2 separate regions of the Homo sapiens genome follow, and region 2 is linked to region 1. A link is an interaction called in ENCODE POLR2A ChIA-PET data of the cell type or tissue named here. Cell type or tissue: OCI-LY7. All regions are shown on one strand. Links, peaks and the distances in the headings refer to the core of each region. The heading gives the core; the rest is flanking DNA.

What was found. Peaks named below come from ENCODE experiments on the same cell type or tissue, not always from the same donor. Only the 100,000 strongest peaks of a DNase experiment are listed, where the experiment ranks them.
Region 2: POLR2A ChIA-PET joins it to region 1 with 6 read pairs; 1 of 35 experiments calls an interaction of 5 or more read pairs at or near these places.

The regions. Positions count from the first base shown.
Region 1 is chr21:46,249,194-46,252,108 of GRCh38, forward strand. MCM3AP (minichromosome maintenance complex component 3 associated protein) reads right to left here. Exons shown (of 28, transcript NM_003906.5): 20 at 2,336-2,489. It overlaps MCM3AP-AS1 (MCM3AP antisense RNA 1), which reads left to right. Exons shown (of 4, transcript NR_110565.1): 4 at 393-2,508. Among named protein-coding and RNA genes, the nearest start is that of MCM3AP-AS1, 21 kb to the left of the region's middle. In OCI-LY7, for the core only: no CTCF peak of the experiment used is centred there; a DNase peak (open chromatin) is centred at 1,358; H3K27ac peaks cover 2,161 bases.
Region 2 is chr21:46,558,454-46,561,368 of GRCh38, forward strand. DIP2A (disco interacting protein 2 homolog A) reads left to right here. Exons shown (of 38, transcript NM_015151.4): 33 at 2,269-2,330. Among named protein-coding and RNA genes, the nearest start is that of S100B, 45 kb to the right of the region's middle. In OCI-LY7, for the core only: no CTCF peak of the experiment used is centred there; DNase peaks (open chromatin) are centred at 1,128 and 2,188; H3K4me3 peaks cover 1,666 bases; H3K27ac peaks cover 2,103 bases.

The DNA.
Region 1 (2,915 bases), core at 107-2,606:
AATTTTCTTTCTTTTGAGACGGGGTCTTCCTCTGTCAACACCGGAGTGCAGTGGTGCGATCACGGCTCACTGCAGCCTCGAACTCCCAGGTTCAAGCAATCTTCCCACCTCAGCTTCCCAAGCTACTAGAACTACAGGCACACACCACCATGCCCAGCTAATTTTTGTATTTTTTATAGAGACAGGGTTTCACCGCGTTGCCCAGGCTGGTCTCGAACTCCTGCACTCAAAACAATCCGCTCACTTCGGCCTCCCAAAGTGCTGGGATTACAGGCATAAGCCACTATGCGCGGCCAGGAAAATAATTTTCTACCTATAATTTTACAAACGTAGCTAAACTATGAAGCAAATGTCAGAATGAAATAAATGCATTTTCTTTTTCTTTCCCCCAGCTTAAGGTATTTTGTTAATAAAATCATTTTCATAATGGAAAAGACTCAGAAAATTCCCCTCGCATGACATATAACATCCAACAAGGGGCTGAACCAAGAAAAAATACTGCAGCTGCTGCTAATGGCAACACTGAGCAAGCACCTGGCCTGTGCCAGGCACTGTCCTGTGCAGTCTGTGTTTGCACTCATTTTATCCTCAAGAGCCAGATGAGCATCTCCACCAGACAGCACCTGCAGAGGCTTGGGCAGTTTATTTTACCGTCTCTGAGTAAAATAGGGATAATAAGTAACAGTACCCATACACAGGTGGCAGAGACGCTAGGGAACTTGCCCAAGGTCACAGAGCTTCCAAGTGGAGGAGCAGGGACACATATGCTCACAATGATGGCACTAAGGCACATGTTGCCTGGATGGAGACCAGCCCACAGATGAGAGTTCCAGGACAGAGGGAACATGGATGGATCAAGTGAAGTGACAGAACATTTGGAAAACTCTACCGAGATATATACGGCCCCCCAGTAAAATTAAAGAGATAAAGAGAACTACATTAAGTGAGACAATAAGGCAACTCTATTTCTTGCAGGAAAAAAATAATTGTGGTTATAGAACACTACTGGTTCTGAGGTGAATAGCAGTCACAGAGCCATCAAAATATGACCCCACTCACTGAAGTAATACAAAGTGCTAGTGTAGCTATCCCGGGAAGACGTGGAAGGCCGAGCAAGGACCATGGCACAAGAGGCCACGCTGTACCTAGTATGGTATGCAGTGGCCAAGAGGACCCCCCTGATTCCACCTAGTGTTCATGCCCACGTGTGATCTCCTGCCCCGTGAGCTGGGCCTAGCCACTCACTTCTGACAGACAGAAGCCAACAAAAGCAACAGGATGTCACTTCTAAGTTTAGGTTATAAACACACTCAGACTTCCATCTAGGCTCACCTCTTGCTCACTCTGATGAAAGCCAGCTGCCATGCTGTCAGCTGGGGAGAGGCCCATGTGGCAGGAACTGAGGAAGTCTTTGGCCACAGCCTGCAAGGAAGTGAATCCTGACACAAGCTCACTAGAGTGAGCTGGGAAGTAGATACCCTTCAGTCAAGCTTTCAGATGAGGCCACAATCCTAGCCAACATTTTCATTTCCACCCATGAGAAACCTTGAGCCAGAAGACCCAAGCTAAGCTACACCTGGATTCCTGACCCACAGATACCATGATAACAGACATTATTTTAAGCTGCTATGTTAGGAGTAATTAGTTATTTAGGAATAAGGTAACTAATACATTTATATTAATGGGAAGTCAGCAGAGAACATTTAAATGGATAAACTGAGAAATGGCTGTGTAAGTGTGTGATCTGGAAACAGGAGAAAAATGCAGCCCTGAAGAAAGGAGTTAAGAGAGGAAGGAGGAGCTACTATGTCTCATTTTAAATCACGTGGGTGGCATTATTTGACTTCTTTTTAAGTACACGGAAGTGTTACTTTCTTAAATGAAAATGAAGGTAACAGCAGCAGTAAACTAATTTCCAGTAGATGAAATGTGACTTTGTAATCCCAGGAAAAGGGAAGAATTTGCACCAAGAAGTTACTGTTACCTCAGAATGGCAAGAGCATGGATGGCTCTTATCATCATCTTTATACTTCTTTTACATTTCCTCATTTTTTAAAAGTTTTGTGTACATATTACATTTAGGAAATCCAATATATAGTATTAAAACAGAAAAAGTAAAGAAGCAGGCTGGGCTTGGTGCCCACTACTCAATTTGACTGGCTTAAAAAAATTTTTTAAACGACATGTACGGACAGACATAATACTTGCTTCTGAGCCTCCCAGTCTTTCAAAACCACATTAGGGAATAAGCAGTATTTGCATGGTTCCAGTGATATCTGGGAGTAAGTGAAAGTAATGAAAACACAGAAGTAAACACAAAGTAATTATAGTTCACCTTTATACACACGTTAACAGAAATCATCTGATCCCCTTTGCTGCTAAGTGAGTTGAAAAGCGAAAGCGTCTGAATCCCACCAGCATCGCTGGATGTGTCATCCACTGAGCCTTCATCTCCCATGAACTTGACTTTTAACCAATTTGCTAGAATTCTACAGATTTAAAAAAAACAAAAAACAAAAAAAACACTTGAAGAATCTAATTCTATATTTGAATTATAAAGACTTTCAGGAAAAGAAGAAAGAAAAATATCACACAGACCTAGGTCCACAAATACCACATCTTACTATGAAGCTGATCTGCACAAAACAGGCTGTTGTTTTAAAATGGAGCAACGATCTGTACTCGTTCTTTTTTTTTTTTTTTTTTTTTTGAGCCAGGGTCTCGCTCTGTCGCCCAAGCTAGAGTGCAATGGCACAAACTTGGCTCACCGCAGCAAGCAAACCTGCCTCAGTAGCTGAGACTACAGGCACGGGCCACCATGCCCAGCTAATCTTTCCATTTTTTTTGTAGAGTGTCACTCAAAGGGTCTCACTATGTTGCTCATGCTGGCCTCAAACTCCTGGGCTCAAGCAATC
Region 2 (2,915 bases), core at 178-2,677, 310 kb after region 1:
TCCCAGTTGTTAATGTGCCGTTTTGTAGCCGCCTGATCTATTTCTCCTTCTCTGGGCCTTTGATATCTCATTTCCATGTAACATTTTAGCTTCAAGGGTTTTATTTTTAAAGATGTTCTATTCTAGTTGGAGAAAGGCTTATTTGGAAAAAAAACACATTGTTTTTGAACAGTGACTAATAACTGTAAGACTCTCTAAGTTAGATATAAAACACAGCTAAGTTCTTAAAGCAAGATTGAACTTACTGTTTTAAGATATCTAGCAATATTAAATTGAAACATTAATAAATGTGGTAATTTGTGTTGACTCAAATTCATTTCTGAAACCATGAAATGTCTTATTAAAAGGAAGCACCAAGTTTCAGGCCAGGAGTGGTGGCTCATGCCTATAATCCCAGCACTTTGGGAGGCTGAGGCAGGCGGATTACCTGAGGTCAGGAATTCGAGACCAGCCTGGACAATATGATGAGACCCCGTCTCTACTAAAAATACAAAAATTAGCTGGCTGGTGGTGCGCGCCTGTTGTCCCGGCTACTTGGGAGGTTGAGGCACAAGAATCGCTTGAACCTGGCAAGAGGAGGTTGCAGCGAGCCAAGATCTCACCACTGCACTCCAGCCTGGGTGACAGAGCGAGACCCTGTCTCAAAAAAAAAAAAAAAAAAAAAAAAAAAACATAGGTAGCACCAAGTTTCAGAGATTGAAGAGCTCACGGCAGTTCTGTTTATTGCTTCCTCAGATAGCTACAGCTGTTGCCCAGATTTTGTACTAGTATCTCAATTTCATTTCTTTCTAAAAACATCTTAAAACCAAATGGCTTTTTAGATAACCCTACATATTGAACGCCTTATTCACCCACATAGTACAAGAATAGCTGGAAGGAAATGGCACCTGTCCGTGCCAGAGCAGGGCTGAGTGCAGGTCTGTCTCTGTTTCCAAAGTGTTTGCTTGGCCTTGTGCCTCCCCATCACAGTGGCAGTGCACGCAGGGCAGGGCGGGGGCTCTGCTCACACCCTCTTCACCACAAAAAGACCCCTGACCACTCAAGCCTCAGACCCTTGTCACGCAGCAGAGGAGATCGGGCGGGAGCCTTTTGTGAGCTCGCTTCCTGTGTAGGCTGTGGCTGAGCGTGGGTGCCGGCCTTTGTGTTAGCGGCTCTGCGTCTGCAAGCCTGGGGCCTCCTTGCTAGACGTCGGAAGGGTATGGATGCCACACATGATTGCAGAAATGATGTTAATGGGATGTTCACGTTTGCTCTTTAAGATACAGAGGTGGGTTTTGCTCTCTCTTTCCCTGTGTTTCTCATGTGGCTGCTGCTTCTGTGTGTGTTTCCTGTGGCTGTCTCCTCCCTGTCTCACTCTGCTGCCTCCTTGGCCTCTGTCAGCCCAACAGGCTGGGAAAGCTGGCTGAGCAGGTATGACCTTGACCTTGACCTTGTTGGTGCCTCTGTGCTTCCCCCTCCCATGAGTTCATGTGACTTTCTCGTGAATTCTAGACAAACATGTTTCTTTTGCTGTCTTACTTTGTTCACAGTGGATATTACTTGACATATTACAAAAGCTCCCTTGTAACCAAATTTAAAAGTAAAACTATTTTCAAAAAATGTTAATGCTCATAGCATTGCCTTGGGAGGAAGGGCTGTGTTTAGTTCCAGTGCAGAGGTGTTTAATTCCAGTGCAGACACAGGTTATGTTGTCTGGGATCTTTAAGGGTGATGTTGATCAGAGTACTCATTTAATTGATGTTCCTTATTGAATAAAATGACACATAATGTCCTTTAGTCGGGATTAATGTTAACTGTAAGATTCAGAAAGGAAGAGAGTAGAAAGGTGAAGGCTGCCATCCATCTCACCTGAGTGAGTCTCGGCTGCGAGCAGTCCCCGGTAGAATTAGGCTGGTTGGTGAGAGGCAAGGCCCTGCCTGACAGCATGGTGGAAATGCCCCTCAAATCCTAATGGTGTTTTCATCACAGCAAGAGACCAGTGGGAATAGAAAGTTGTTAGAACTGAAATGTAAAGTGGCATGATTTGGTGTTTTCAGAGTCATTGAGTGTTTCGCTCAATATTATCAAGCTCTGTGGATGTTTGGATGGAAAGCATCAGACTGCCTGGGGGACCTTGAACCCCTAGGCGGACTCACTGCAGGGAGCAGAGCTGCTACCTTCTTGGGTGTCCCCGGGGGCCAGGGAGGAGCTGCCATGCAGCTGTACCTGTAGAAACAAGATGTTAAGTGAGGCCCCTGAACAGAAGTTCCTCTGCTGCTCTCCTTCCAGGGCACAGCTGGCCCGGACCCCACAACCGTCTACGTGGACATGCGGGCACTGCGCCATGACAGGTAATGCTCCCAGCCTGCCTGGGCCCCATGGATACCCAGTGGCAAAGTGATGCAAACCAGGTCTGCACTGACTATGCACCCCCGGGACCCAGGCATTAGAGGACGGCGGGGCCAAGTCAGGCCTACCGGGACACCTGGATGGGCACATGAGAGGACAGCTGGCTACATTGGGCCATCTGCACCAAGAGGAAGAGGAGAGCTGTGTGCCCCACTCCGGGCGTGCCTCCCAGGGGAGCTCAGTGTCTATCTCTGTGCGCCCGTGTCCCCAGGGCTGCAGTTAACATCCCTTTATCTGTCACACAACCAGGAAGAATAAGAGTGGCCCCTGTGACATTTGGTTCTTTAGAGGGACAGGGACAGAGAGAAGACAAGTAACCCATCTACTGGCAAGAACGTTTCTTACCCGATGACCCATGTGACATTTGGTTTTTAGAGGGATAGGGACAGATAGAAGACAAGTTATCCATCTACTGGCAAGAACGTTTCTTACCTGATGCTGTCATAGGATCTGACTTAGTTTCATCTTGATGAACGATGGTGGTGCATACAGTGTGTGCTTGCTGGTCTGTGGTCAGATGTGTATCA